Linked DNA regions of Homo sapiens: region 2 is linked to region 1. The links are chromatin contacts, found by Hi-C or POLR2A ChIA-PET in ENCODE. All regions are on one chromosome and are shown on one strand. Each heading gives the region's core, a stretch centred on a gene start or an enhancer-like site at or near the end of the contact. The rest is flanking DNA. Distances are from core to core; before and after follow the strand shown. Region 1 holds the start of MYCNOS (MYCN opposite strand). Region 2 overlaps GACAT3 (gastric cancer associated transcript 3).

Region 1 (6,489 bases), core at 2,072-4,571:
GGACAAAGGTAGGACTTTGAATCGGAGCAACTGAACCCATCCTGGCCTATTTTCACAGTCTTGCCACAGAAGATCTGGCCACCTTAGAAGGACTCATTCAGTGATCTTGGTCTTGAATAATACCATGAGTACTTACTATATACAGGTACACTGCTGTGCCGTAAGGATTCCCTCTGGAGCAAAACTGACCCAGGTCACAGGTTAGTGAGGGAGACTGAGCCTGTCTTCCACAGTGTCACGGAAGTGAGCACTAAACAAATACTCCCAGGCATGGATCATTACAAATGGAGGTGAGTGCTGGACAGGAAAGGACAGGATGCTAGGCGAGAATTCAGCAGGAGGGCTTGGTGGCGATTAGGGGGCTAGGGAAAAGCAGAAGTGGGGCTGTAAAAGGCTTTTGCAAAGATGAAGGCTTTTACATTTGTGAGGGAAATAACAATAATAAAGGTGCTTGGAAGGGCTGCTCATCCGCATTCATGGGCCTCTTCCTAGAACTCTGGGAATCTTTCTCCCTAGAGCTCTGTAGGCGTCCAGGGTCAGGGCTGGAAAGGCCTTCACAAATGCTAATCTGTGAGCATTTTATGGGTTGCCCCCTGACCCTCAGCATCCTCCTCCTTAACTAGATCCAATGGTGAGGTGAAGAGGTGGGGGCGATGGAGAATGGCATTTCCAGTTTGGAGAAAAAAGTAGGGAGAGGCGGGGAAGCCTTCCCACCCCAATCCCAGGGCCAGGTTCCCCTCTCTCCAAACAAGCCTAAGGAATGTTTTTCAAGGCAAAATCCCACCTCACTGTGTATTTGGTTGTGAAGGGGGCTGTCCAGGAGATCAGGGTTGTTTTTGGAGAGTTTGGAGGGCAGGGGCAATAATGTCTGACCCCCTGCAAACAAATACACCTGTAAGAAAAGCTAGACCAGAGTGAAGTAAAGCCAGGATTTGATGGTGGCGGGAAGGGAAGGGGCCAATGCTGCTGCTGGACAGAGGGGTGTTATTTTCCCCAGAAGAATAGCATGTCGTGGTCATCATCATAATAATAGCTGACACAACTATTATGGGCTGGGGACTTATAAGAGCTTTCATAACTCTCAGGTAGGAGGCACTACGAACTCCATTTCACAATTGAGGAAACTGAGGCACAAAGAAACGAAGTAGTGACAGCAGCTTTCCTTTTTCCCTTCAACAGTTTGGAATCAAGCTGTTTGAGCCGAGGCTGGGTCTCAGGAGGTGTGGACAGCACTTCCATCTCGGTAAATCAGATTCGCCTGCCCATAACTGGGGAGAATGGTGGCTTTGAAAAGGTTAACTTGGGAGCCCTGGGGACGGCTGCAGGGAACGTACGCCCATTCCCCCTAGGAAGCAGAGCCAGGCCGCCTCCTCCTCCGCAGTGGTGAGGACGCGTGGACAGTCCCGCGGGGGCGGCGGGAGACCTGCGGAGTGGCCGCACTCCAGGTCCGCGCCAAGGCCGGGCAGCTCCGCTTTCTGCTCAGTCTCCGCGAGGTGTCGCCTTCGGCCGAAGAAACCACCGCGGCGCCACCCTCGTAGCTCGCACTTATTTATTTATTTATTTTCAAACAAGGGGGGCGCCCCTCTTCTTTCAATTTGAAACTGGAAACATCCAGAGGTCTTGTTCCTAAGGGGGCGCGTCCTCTCCCTGCTATTTTGCACCTTCGGACTAGCCTTCTTTCGTAATTACACAGGAGCAACCTCCCTGCAAGGCCTTGCTCAACGTTGGCCTCGCGCTCAGCTGCACAACACGCAGTCAAAGCGGGGGCTGGGTTAGAAGCATCGGTCTCCCCTCCCCAACACACACCCCCGGAGCCCTCCGTAATTTTTTTTTCTTTTAATGACAAGCAATTGCCAGGCTCGCAGGGTGGGTGCTGCATTGCACCGCTCCGCGCGCAGCTGGTTCTCAGAGTGCAGCCGGTGCAAGCCCGGGGGTCCAAAAGGGCGGGAGGAGCACACCCTGGGCTTCCCAGCTTTGCAGCCTTCTCTCTGCAAAGAAAAGCAAGTGGCTTTTGGCGCGAAAGCCTTGGCGCCTCCCCTGATTTTTATGGAAATCAGGAGGGCGGGGTAAAGCCGCTTTCCTCTCCTTTCTCCCTCCCCCTTGTCTGCGCCACAGCCCCCTTCTCTCCCCGCCCCCCGGGTGTGTCAGATTTTTCAGTTAATAATATCCCCCGAGCTTCAAAGCGCAGGCTGTGACAGTCATCTGTCTGGACGCGCTGGGTGGATGCGGGGGGCTCCTGGGAACTGTGTTGGAGCCGAGCAAGCGCTAGCCAGGCGCAAGCGCGCACAGACTGTAGCCATCCGAGGACACCCCCGCCCCCCCGGCCCACCCGGAGACACCCGCGCAGAATCGCCTCCGGATCCCCTGCAGTCGGCGGGAGGTAAGGAGCAGGGCTTGCAAACCGCCCGGCGCCCAGGGAAGCGACGAGCGCCGGGGCAAGGCAAGCCCTGGACGGGATTGCGACGTGCGCACCGGGCGCCCTAATATGCCCGGGGGACTGTTTCTGCTTCCGAAACAAAACCATCTCTGGGTTTTCCCAGAAAAGCCAGTTCCAGCCCCGAAGGCATCCTGGCTAGAGGAGACCCGCCCTAATCCTTTTGCAGCCCTTACCGGGGGGAGTAATGGCTTCTGCGAAAAGAAATTCCCTCGGCTCTAGAAGATCTGTCTGTGTTTGAGCTGTCGGAGAGCCGGTGCGTCCCCACCCCAGGCTGGGGTTCTTCTCCAAAGGGTGCCCCTGGAGGAAGAAGAGGGGGGGATTAGGCAGGGCGAGGCCGCCGCGGTCGCAATCTGGGTCACGGCTGCTCCAGCTTGGAGGAGAGGCGGCTCTCCCGGCGACCCTCCTCGCGCGGGCGCCCCTGCCATTCCCGGGAACAGGGGCTCAGCCTCTCCCTCCCTGGAAGAGGACGTTGTCGTGGGTTTGGAAGAGCAGGGGTGGGCTTAGAGAGCTTCCAATTAAGCTATTGGCAGGAGTATCCCTGCAGCGGGTGAATGCCGAGGGGCGTTTGCTCAAATTTGGGGAGGGGAAGGATTTGTGGATATGGGTGTCTGTTGTTGGTCTCTGTCTAGAGAAAGGCTTTTTTTTATTTGCAAAGTTTTCTAAATCCCCTGCTATCATTTGCACTCCTGAGGTTGCATTTTTACAAAGGGGGTAGAAGGTACTCCAAATACCATTCCCGGTAGCTGGGTCGGAGAGCCTGGGGCTTCCCCTGAGCAGCCGGCCCCACACCGCTGCGAGTGCGGTTGTCTGCGTGCTCGTGAGAGCTAGAATTCTGCAGCCAGGAACAGCCCCCTCCCCCAGGCAGTGCCTTGTGTGAATGAAATGGCAGTTTCCAAAGTTGCGGAGCCTCGCCACCACCCCCTGCATCTGCATGCCCCCTCCCACCCCCTGTCGTAGACAGCTTGTACACAAAAGGAGGGCGGGAGGGAGGGAGCGAGAGGCACAACTTCCTCCACCTTCGGGAGCAGTGGGCAGAGTGGGGGGCTTGGAGGGAAGATTGGGGAACCTGGTTAGAGGGGGCGCCCATTGCCTATCCCCTCGGTCTGCCCCGTTTGCCCACCCTCTCCGGTGTGTCTGTCGGTTGCAGTGTTGGAGGTCGGCGCCGGCCCCCGCCTTCCGCGCCCCCCACGGGAAGGAAGCACCCCCGGTATTAAAACGAACGGGGCGGAAAGAAGCCCTCAGTCGCCGGCCGGGAGGCGAGCCGATGCCGAGCTGCTCCACGTCCACCATGCCGGGCATGATCTGCAAGAACCCAGACCTCGAGTTTGACTCGCTACAGCCCTGCTTCTACCCGGACGAAGATGACTTCTACTTCGGCGGCCCCGACTCGACCCCCCCGGGGGAGGACATCTGGAAGAAGTTTGAGCTGCTGCCCACGCCCCCGCTGTCGCCCAGCCGTGGCTTCGCGGAGCACAGCTCCGAGCCCCCGAGCTGGGTCACGGAGATGCTGCTTGAGAACGAGCTGTGGGGCAGCCCGGCCGAGGAGGACGCGTTCGGCCTGGGGGGACTGGGTGGCCTCACCCCCAACCCGGTCATCCTCCAGGACTGCATGTGGAGCGGCTTCTCCGCCCGCGAGAAGCTGGAGCGCGCCGTGAGCGAGAAGCTGCAGCACGGCCGCGGGCCGCCAACCGCCGGTTCCACCGCCCAGTCCCCGGGAGCCGGCGCCGCCAGCCCTGCGGGTCGCGGGCACGGCGGGGCTGCGGGAGCCGGCCGCGCCGGGGCCGCCCTGCCCGCCGAGCTCGCCCACCCGGCCGCCGAGTGCGTGGATCCCGCCGTGGTCTTCCCCTTTCCCGTGAACAAGCGCGAGCCAGCGCCCGTGCCCGCAGCCCCGGCCAGTGCCCCGGCGGCGGGCCCTGCGGTCGCCTCGGGGGCGGGTATTGCCGCCCCAGCCGGGGCCCCGGGGGTCGCCCCTCCGCGCCCAGGCGGCCGCCAGACCAGCGGCGGCGACCACAAGGCCCTCAGTACCTCCGGAGAGGACACCCTGAGCGATTCAGGTAAAGACCGAACTCGGGTCCGGCTGCCTCCCTGGGGCACTGGACCCCGGGTCGCGTCCCCTTTGTTAGTGCTCGTATGTCTTGGCCTGGGGAGCATTTTGGAGGCAGTGCTAGGGGCAGAGAGGTCCTGTTTCCCCCAAGTCTCTCCTCGGGGTAAAGAGAAGGGGCTGAGAGAATGCCGTTGCAAAAGGGGTGCTCTCCAATTCTCGCCTTCACTAAAGTTCCTTCCACCCTCTCCTGGGGAGCCCTCCTCTAGGCCATCACGGGCCCTCACCCGGTCCCCCACCTCTCTTTTGCAGCGCAGTCTGAGGAATAAAATTGGAGAAAGTTGGTGGCTAAACCGGGTGGGGGTTTAGGGGGTTGCTGGGTGCACTGCCTGGACAGAAACCTGTTAGCGCAGGGGTGAAAGGGACTCTCTGGCCCAGGTCAGGGGAGGGAAAGACATCCCGAGAAGATTCAAGGGCTGTGCAAAGCCCTGTTTAAGGCGCAGGAACTTATAGGAGGGTTGCACAGATGGCTAGAGCCGATTTTCTATTCTTTTTCTTTTTCTTTTTTTTTTTTTTTCAAATGTCGGTACCTTTCCCTTCCCCCATCCTCGGTGGGTGGTGGGCTATTTGCTCCTGGTGCGTGGCCAGCAGGCGGCGATATGCGAGGCCAGCAGGCGGGCCCGGGATCTGAAAGGCTGGGGGTGGTGGGGGCACCCTCCCTCCCTCCATTCAGCAGCTGGCTGCAAGTGCAACAGCAGTTGTGTACATTCTCAGGGGGCCTCCTCTTTCCAGTGTGCAGTGGAAACTGGCTGTAGTTTTGTCTTCCAGCCTGAATTCCAGGCCTAATTTGAGATGTGAGTTGTATCTGTAACCCAGTGCCCTTGAAGGTGAGGGCAGGCACTCAGCAGCCTCTCCAGGAAGGCTCACATCCTGGGAGGACTCACTGATTAGTTCTATTGTGTTCATTTGTCTGTGTCTTAAGCTGAAGGGAAGAGTTAAAACCAAGCCTTTCCCTGGGGGTCTGGATGAACAGAACTCAACCCAAAGAGTGGCATTGCCTTGTCCTTGGAGCAGGGAGCTGGGACCCCCCTTGGACTTTGAAAACCAGTGTTTTCAGAATGCAGGTGGATAACAAGCCTAAATTTACTTCTGGGCTGAGGAGAGATCTTTGAGGCTCCTGGAAGGAAACTTGGTGATAAGCCTCCAGTTTGAAACGGCTCTGTCCCTTTAATGTCTGTGCCTTGACAGCTTTTGGTGAGGAAGCACTTCCTTCCAACAGCTGTCTTCTTGGCAGAAAACCAAAACATTGGCTTAAAGGGACCCACAGACTGGAACAGCCTCACATTTCGGCTTTAGAACAAATCCCACAATTGTTCAGCTTTCCGGTCCCCTTCAGATCAAGCAGAAGATATGTTTTGATTTTCATGCTTGTATTTTAAACAATAATTTTCTACCCCAGCGTGGTAGTCAATGAGGAGAGAGGGGAAGAATGCGCACATGATGCTACACGTTTCTGTTGTTGCTGTTATTATTGGTGGCTTTGAGGAGAGCTGCTCCCATTTGGGGGTTTATACCAACTGTGGATTATGGCTTTGTCATTAAGATTTGATCTTTGTTAAATGAAAAACTGTTTATTGTATAAAACTCAGGTTTGTGGACGAAAAGTTGTTTTTTTTCTTCAGTTAATTAAATTGTTCCTCAAGTTTGTTTAAGGACTTAAAATCAAACACAACCATGTGTAAACTGCTAAATGAGGCTCCTAAAATGAGAGGCCTCAACTCTTTAAGTGTGGAGCTAGAAATGTAAATAAGTCCACAGGGCAGACTGGTGATTATGATAAAAGCTACCATTTACTGAGCATCTGTCTACTAGGCTCAGCTCTATGCTAAGTCTACATGTTATCTGTCAAAGTGGTATCATCCCCATTTAATAGCTGAGGAAACAGAGGCTTAGAAAGGCTGGGTAACTTGACCAGGGTCATGCAACTAGTCTGCGGTGGAGCCAGGATTCT
Region 2 (6,712 bases), core at 3,568-6,067, 130 kb after region 1:
GCAGTCAGCCAAGATTGTGCCACTGCACTCCAGCCTGGGAAACAGAGAGAGACTTCATCTAAAAAAAAAAAAAAAAAAGCCTTTACTCAGCCTCACCGGGGCACAAAGCACTGACCAGTTTTTCTCTGGTTGTAATCATGTCCTCACCATGTGGCAGCTCCAGTGACCTCAACTCCATCAGAAGCTTTCATGCAATTTCCTGTGTTTTGATGACAGAAAATTTGGAAAACAAGTTAGTGTAGTTTGTTTAATAGAGTCTCCCCAAAACTGGGCTCTTTGGAGAAAAGATTTTTTTTTTAAAGGAGTGCTTGTGATGGAAATATTAAGAGCTGTTGCTCTAAATTATGTGAAAGGCACCCCTTTGGGTTCCTTTTCAAAGGTATTTGGCAGGAAAGCAGCTCAGCCATTGACGGGACCTAGATGCCCTATTGGATCATTCTATGGGGCTATTTGAAGAAGATATAGAAACTTCTTCATCAATACTTGCCGAAGCTAGGAGTATTGTCCTAATTTCTAACTATGGGGACAGGAAATTCCAGGCCACAAAGGTTGCTCACATTTTTACCTGATTTGCCTCCAGATTTGAAGTTATGTGAATGGCTTGTTTGTCTAACTCAGCTCTGCTCAAATCAATCTTTCACGGGTCCCCCCAGTAAAGATCACCTTGGGTCAAAGGTTATAGGTCATCATGGTTCTTAAATACCTACCCACTTTGTAGGAGTTCCAAAGTGGACAATTACTCAGAAATTAGGAATAAAAGCATATATTTCAAAAGACTAATTGGGAAAAATGGGTATGGCATGTGCAGTAATGTTTCAAATGTTGTCTTTATGGCTATCCCAATTAATTTCCAGTGTTTCTCCAACCTGACTTTTAAAAAGATAGAATACAATAGAAAGCAACCTGCTATTGATGTGCAGAGTTGCCTGTGTCACATCTGCTGTACAATGACTTGACCATTAGGATATTCATCCTTTTTATGTGCCTGGGTGCGCTCATGCCAGCACATTCTTAAATGTATGTGAGTCCAGACACATACATGCAAAGTTGTGATCAAAAGATTTCCCTAAAGTAATTAATTCAGGGCTACTGCTGAGAAACAAGGCAAAACTTGGAGGGGCTTTCCAAAAATATCATAGTTTTGCCGTTCAGTAGTGCTGACTTCTTGTGGTGCAAATCTATTAATTTTGATGTAATAAAAAAAGTGTTCATAGAAACAAGCAAGAAATAAATAGGGACATTAAGATTATATGGAAAGGTGGAAACTGGAAGGTGAGCTAAGAATTGTCCAGATGACAGGCAAAGGCAGTGGAGGCAACGTGGATGACGCAGGTTGGTTAAATTCATGTGTATTTTAAAAGGGTGACTGTCCATTATGCACACAACTCACAGGCTCTGCTTCCTGGAGAGCCAGGCCGTTGCTTTTTTGATGAAAGAAAATCATTTCAACATGCGGAAGGAGAGGGCTTTTTGACTATAGCTTCTTCGAAGTGTGACCTCCAAATGGTCACATATCAAGGTGCCTCGTATTTACCTTCATGCCGGGCTTTCAAATCAACAGTTGGAGACTTTCAACATTTCTATTGTGCGGTTTTAGCGCACGGATTAAAAAGAAATCCATCTGTTAATATTTGTTTTTCTTGTCCTTCGTTAACCAAAGATTCTTAGGAACTTTCCAATTTGAAGGAACAACTTTTATTCATCATCTTGGTTAGAAGCAGCTTCTGCAGCTTGGGCCTTCCTCTTAGAGGGGAGCACATCTTAAATAAGGAAGGACTTGGTGAGTGATACTAGCCCTTCTCTAGCAGAGCGAGATGCCAAAAGGTACAGGCCTGGTTCTAAGGTGCTGAATGAACTAACTGCAAATGGTTGTTGATTCTGTTTGCTTGTTGGAGCGCCTACTGTGCGCTGGACAGGGAGCTGGACACCTGGTAAATCTTCTATAGTCTTTATAACAATGTTGCAAAGTGAGCATTATCAATATCCCTGCTTAAATGAGACAGCGTGGAGAGGTTAAGGAATTTACCTAGAGCCACTCAGCTAAGTAGTTGAGCTGGGATTCAAGCCACATGTGTCTGTCTTTGTGGCCTCTATTGGGTCACACTTCCCAGAAGCCCTGAAATCACCAGGGAAAAGATGGCGTCTCCGAGAGCCCACCGAGGGGGATGGGGGACTTAGGCTCATCTCGCCAGGGTGGGGGAGGTAGAGGGAGCAGCCAGATGCTCCAGCCATCTCAGGTCAAATGAAGCCTGATCCTTTCTCAGCTTGATTTGACCTAGAACTGGGAAACAGATGGGTCCAAGCAGCCCCAGGGTCTGAGGACGGCTGGGCAGACACATGCGTCCTGGCTGCAATCGCTCTCGTTCTGAGGGCCCAGGGCTGGGGGCTGCCCTGGGACCCAAGCTCCAGTGTGGGTCTTTTGACTTATAAAACCTTAGCTAGGAATTCCTCTGTCAGGCTAGAGGGCTCGTCCTTTCTGAGGGCAGTAGACCCAGGGAGGCCCAGAGCAAATCCAGGGAGATAAGGCAGATGTCAACAGATGCATTGTAAACAACGTGGTGTGGATACTGGAAGAGATAGCGGAGGAGATAAACAGGAATCTAGGAAAGGTGCCCCATGGACTTGAGGCTAACTCAACCCCAAAGAGCTGTCCTTTTGCAATGCTGGGCCATGAAGCTGTTTAGAAACACCCTCTAACTGTATGAGCATGGGACCTGGCTCACAGATTTTTACTACATGTGTGTTAAGTGAATGAACTAATGAATAGAGACCTAGGCATTATTCATTCACTACTCATTTACTGATGTGAGGACAAACAGTTCCAGTTTGTCTAGGACTAAGGGGTGTCCCGGGATGTGGGACTTTCAGTGCTAAGACAAGGAATGTCCTGGGCAAACCAGGACTAGTTGGTCTCTGTAGTTACTGAGGATCTATGATGGACTGGACCCTGGGCCCCCACTGGGCATATGGAGGTAAGTCAGACTCAGTTCTCACTCTCAAGAAGTGCACAGCATGGTTGCAACAGGAAGATAGAAGGAAGAGTGGCAAGTGTCATGATAGGGCCATGAACAAGAGTGAGGCTATGGAGCCTGACACTTTGGCGATGGCTTTTTTTTTTTTTTTTGAGATGGAGTCTCGCTCTGTCCCCCAGGCTGGAGTGCAGTGGCTCGATCTCAGCTCACTGCAAGCTCCGCCTCCCGGGTTCACGCCATTCTCCTGCCTCAGCCTCCTGAGTAGCTGAGACTACAGGCGCTCCCCACCACGCCCGGCTAATTTTTTATATTTAGCGATGGCTTTTAAGAGGAGGAGTAAACACTGGCTTGAGTCTCATGGGAGAGGAACTCACCAGATCCCTACAAGAAGCTTGGAAAGGGCCTTGAGGTTAAGAGACAGCTGGGACTAAGGCCTAGAGGCTCACACAACAATGGTTTGGTTCAAGAAACAGTAGGCAGCATATGTGCGTGTTGGAGGGGTGGGATTGGGAGCATGTGGAGGTTGTAGGGTTGGAGAGGTATTTGAGGGTCCAGTTACAAGTGGTAAGCTATGCTAAGAAAGATTAAATTGATAATATAGGCAATAGGGAGCTGTTGAAGGTTTTCTGAGCATGGAGAGATAGAATCAGATATTACAAAACATTTCATTCATTCAACACATGTTTACTAAGCATCTATTATGTGCCATACATTGTGCTGGAGGAATGAATGAATAAATGCATGCATGCATGGCTATCACTTAATTTTCCAATCACAGTGAGGATCCTTGAAATCCAGGGACCAGCTGATGTGACTTGTGGGCCTATGATCTCTGTCAGAAAATCATTCTGCAATGAGCAAATCTAAGACAGCCAGCATTGGCTCCCGCCACCGCCCCCTTATCTGTTTTTCTTTTTGCAAAAGACCTTGAGGCCTGTAGTCGGTTCCACTACAAAACGGTTACACAATTTCCCTGGGAGAAGGCGAGTTTCCACCTTTGGGGATGAATGAGCCCTTTCTTTTCTGGAGAGCCGGCCAATGAGGCACAGGCTGGGTACTGCAGGAGGCGCGGCTGAGGGAACAGCAGGCCTCGGTCTAATTTGGGGGTAACTATTTGTTTTTTCATTAAACAAAGTCTGCATGGTAGGAATTGTGGTTGCAGGAGCCTCGGGAGGCCGATAAAGCAGGCAGGGCGAGTCTGCCGGGAGCAGCGGGCGAGGGAGCTGCTCTCTGATTCTGCTGCTGCCCAAAGCTTCCACTTTTCTGGGGCTGCAGGTCCTATAAATGGTGCCTTTGAGGAGGCTGCCCTGGTGACAGCAGGACCCTCCCTGCAGCACCCACTCGGCCACTGACTTCTGAAAGCGGGATTGTCCCTCCCCAAGCCCTGCCCTCCTGCGACATTCCTCATGCTGACCATTGTCTGCAGAAAGAGGCCATTGTCTGGGGCTGACATATCTGCTGACCAGGCACATGAAACAAGCAGAGCTTTGGGGAGGAAGAAATCCACCCAAACCAACAAAAAACCTGAGCCTAGCCTGAGGGCAGGGCTTAGACCCAGCTTGCTGAATTTCCTGATTCACTGGTGTTCTTCCCGAGACGAAGTGCCCACCATTGTGGGAGGATCCGAGTTTTATCTCTGGGCTGGAATGACACCGTCTCTGCCTTTGTGTCAACAGCACTGAGAGGCCTTGTTTAGGATGATGTGGCCAGTGCTGAGAAGGGCTTGTTTGAAGAGAAAAAAGAAAAAAACAGAACAATGTTTATCCAGCAGGCAGCTCCTGCCAAGGCGGCCTCCTCGCTGTCCTCTCCGTAGGATGCTGCTCGCCAGGCCTTCTTGGCTGTTCCTCGGCCTTGGGTGCAGGCCGTGGGTGGGGGGACAGCCAGCTGGTAGACACCGGTATTCGATGTCAGCTCTTACAACAGGGAGGTGGGTAAACAGGCTGCTGTCCCCACCTCTCCCAGGCACCCCCTGTGGCCTTGACTGCCCAGCCCTCCCCCTAACATCTTCCCCACCCACAACTAAGTTAACTCACACCAGGGGCAGCAGAGCCTTCAGACCTGTGGCCGCTACATCCATTCTGGGCACTTGGTGCCCCCACATGTACCCTTCCCTTCGGATTTGGAATATCACCGCTGCATGCAGGCACATTGCTGAGGCCAGCTGAATTGCCTTTGGGCATTAAGCCTCAGAGAGCCTCGCTACTCAAATGGTGGTCCCAGGACCAGCAGCAGCGGTGTTACCAGGGGCTAGTTAGAAATGAAGATTCTCAGGCCCATCTTGCTGTGTCAGAATCTGCATTTTAACAAGATTGCCTGCATCTATTTGCACATTAAGTTTGAGAAGCACTGGTCTACATCAGTGGTTCTCAAACAAGGCAGCCTATTGGAATCACCTGGGGAGCTTTTAAGAGTCTCAAAGACCAGGCAGCCTCTCCGGCCAATTATATGAGGATCTCTGGGGTGGGGGCGGTGGGGAGTGACACTGGAACATCAGTGTTTTCTCACACTTTCCAAATGACTTCAATGTGTCTCCAGGTTTGAGGCAGAGGAGCTAGGATGGGGCCCTCTTTCCCCAGTCCTTGGACTGGGTTTCCGTCAGTCACGATATTCTCACTTAGTACAACTCAGCAACTTTTCCTGAGAATTTTCTATGTGCCAGGAACCACAACAATTGCTGAGGTTTTATCAATGATGTTGGTACGTGTTCACTTCTGCAATGTCTTTCTGGCCCAAAGAACTCCTAGTCATCCTTCAAAGCCCAGTTTAGAAACCTCCTTCTCTGTGATGTGTTTTTTGACCTCTTGAAATGGGGAAAATGCTTCTTCCTTTTAACTCACATTGTCCTCTGCATTTTTCTATTATTGAATTTGTCATGCTGAGTCATAAACATCTATTTACCAATCACTGGACTGGGAGCCTCAAGGACAGGGACAGTATATTATTTATCTGTCGCCACGCTGGAGTGTGGTGGCGCGATCTTGGTTCACTGCAACCTCCGCCTCCTGGCTTCAAGTGATTCTCCTGCCTCAGCCGCCCGAGTAGCTGGGACTACAGGTGCGCACCACCACGCCCAGCTAATTTTTGTATTGTTAGTAGAGACGGGTTTCACCATATTGTCCAGGATGGTCTCGATCTCTTGACCTTTCGATCCACCCGCCTCAGCCTCCCAAAGTGCTGGGATGACAGGCATGAGCCTGGGCTATATCTTATTTATCTTTGCATCCCGGGGTCTAGGGCAGGGCCTGGGCATAAAGCAGGTGCTCAGTAAATGCTGTTGACTGATAACATGAATGCCTGAAGGAATACAAGAATGGGTGAAGATACATTCCCTACCCTTAAAAAACTTAAATTCTAGAAGGAGAGACCATCATGTGCAAAATTAATGTGACATTAACGTCTGATGGGTGTTTGACAGAGGTTTACCCAACTTCTGTGGGAGTGCAGGGCTGGGAGAGGGCCATCGACAGTGAGATCCGGAGTGGTCCACGCTCTGCTTATTATCGCTTTTCCAGTGTATACACCAGGGATGTCACTCGAGTGGTCCTCTTTGGCTCCTTTCCTTGTTGTAGTTGGAGACAAGAAAATAGTCCAATAAATGGAAGGTAAAGATATTTTTACATTTCTAGAAGGTGGTTGTTCTGCTACATGCAGAACAGATGACTGTGGTTAGACTGTCAGGCCCTGGACCCAAGTCTGGAGAGCCTCAGATAGAGGGAGGAGTCTAATGGGCCCAGACAACT

The links. Hi-C counts contacts between places; a loop is a spot of excess contacts on that map. ChIA-PET counts read pairs that join two places held with the same protein, here RNA polymerase II (POLR2A). Pooled maps may share reads with other maps.
Region 2: a loop to region 1 is called in a map of dorsolateral prefrontal cortex, with 16 times the contacts of the local background. The contact joins the enhancer-like site here to the promoter of MYCNOS in region 1. A Hi-C loop is called at or near these places in 8 of 168 maps with a recorded cell type or tissue (CD4-positive, alpha-beta T cell, Caco-2, Calu3 and 3 more), 1 of 37 single-sample maps with no recorded cell type and 7 of 50 pooled maps. POLR2A ChIA-PET finds 5 or more read pairs at or near these places in 1 of 52 experiments (HepG2).

What each region holds. Positions count from the first base shown.
Region 1 is chr2:15,938,364-15,944,852 of GRCh38, forward strand. MYCNOS (MYCN opposite strand) reads right to left here and starts at 3,322. Exons shown (of 4, transcript NR_110230.2): 1 at 3,169-3,322; 2 at 2,611-2,734; 3 at 137-362. It overlaps MYCN (MYCN proto-oncogene, bHLH transcription factor), which reads left to right and starts at 2,187. Exons shown (of 3, transcript NM_005378.6): 1 at 2,187-2,380; 2 at 3,585-4,491. The coding sequence starts at 3,702. RefSeq lists enhancers at 183-740, 1,785-2,315.
Region 2 is chr2:16,065,799-16,072,510 of GRCh38, forward strand. All of the region lies in intron 1 of GACAT3 (gastric cancer associated transcript 3), which reads left to right. Among named protein-coding and RNA genes, the nearest start is that of GACAT3, 19 kb to the left of the region's middle. Within about 2 kb of position 4,818, at least 4 of the 41 ENCODE cell types and tissues checked have a DNase peak (open chromatin) inside an H3K27ac peak, as active enhancers do; they include dorsolateral prefrontal cortex, where a contact is called at or near this core.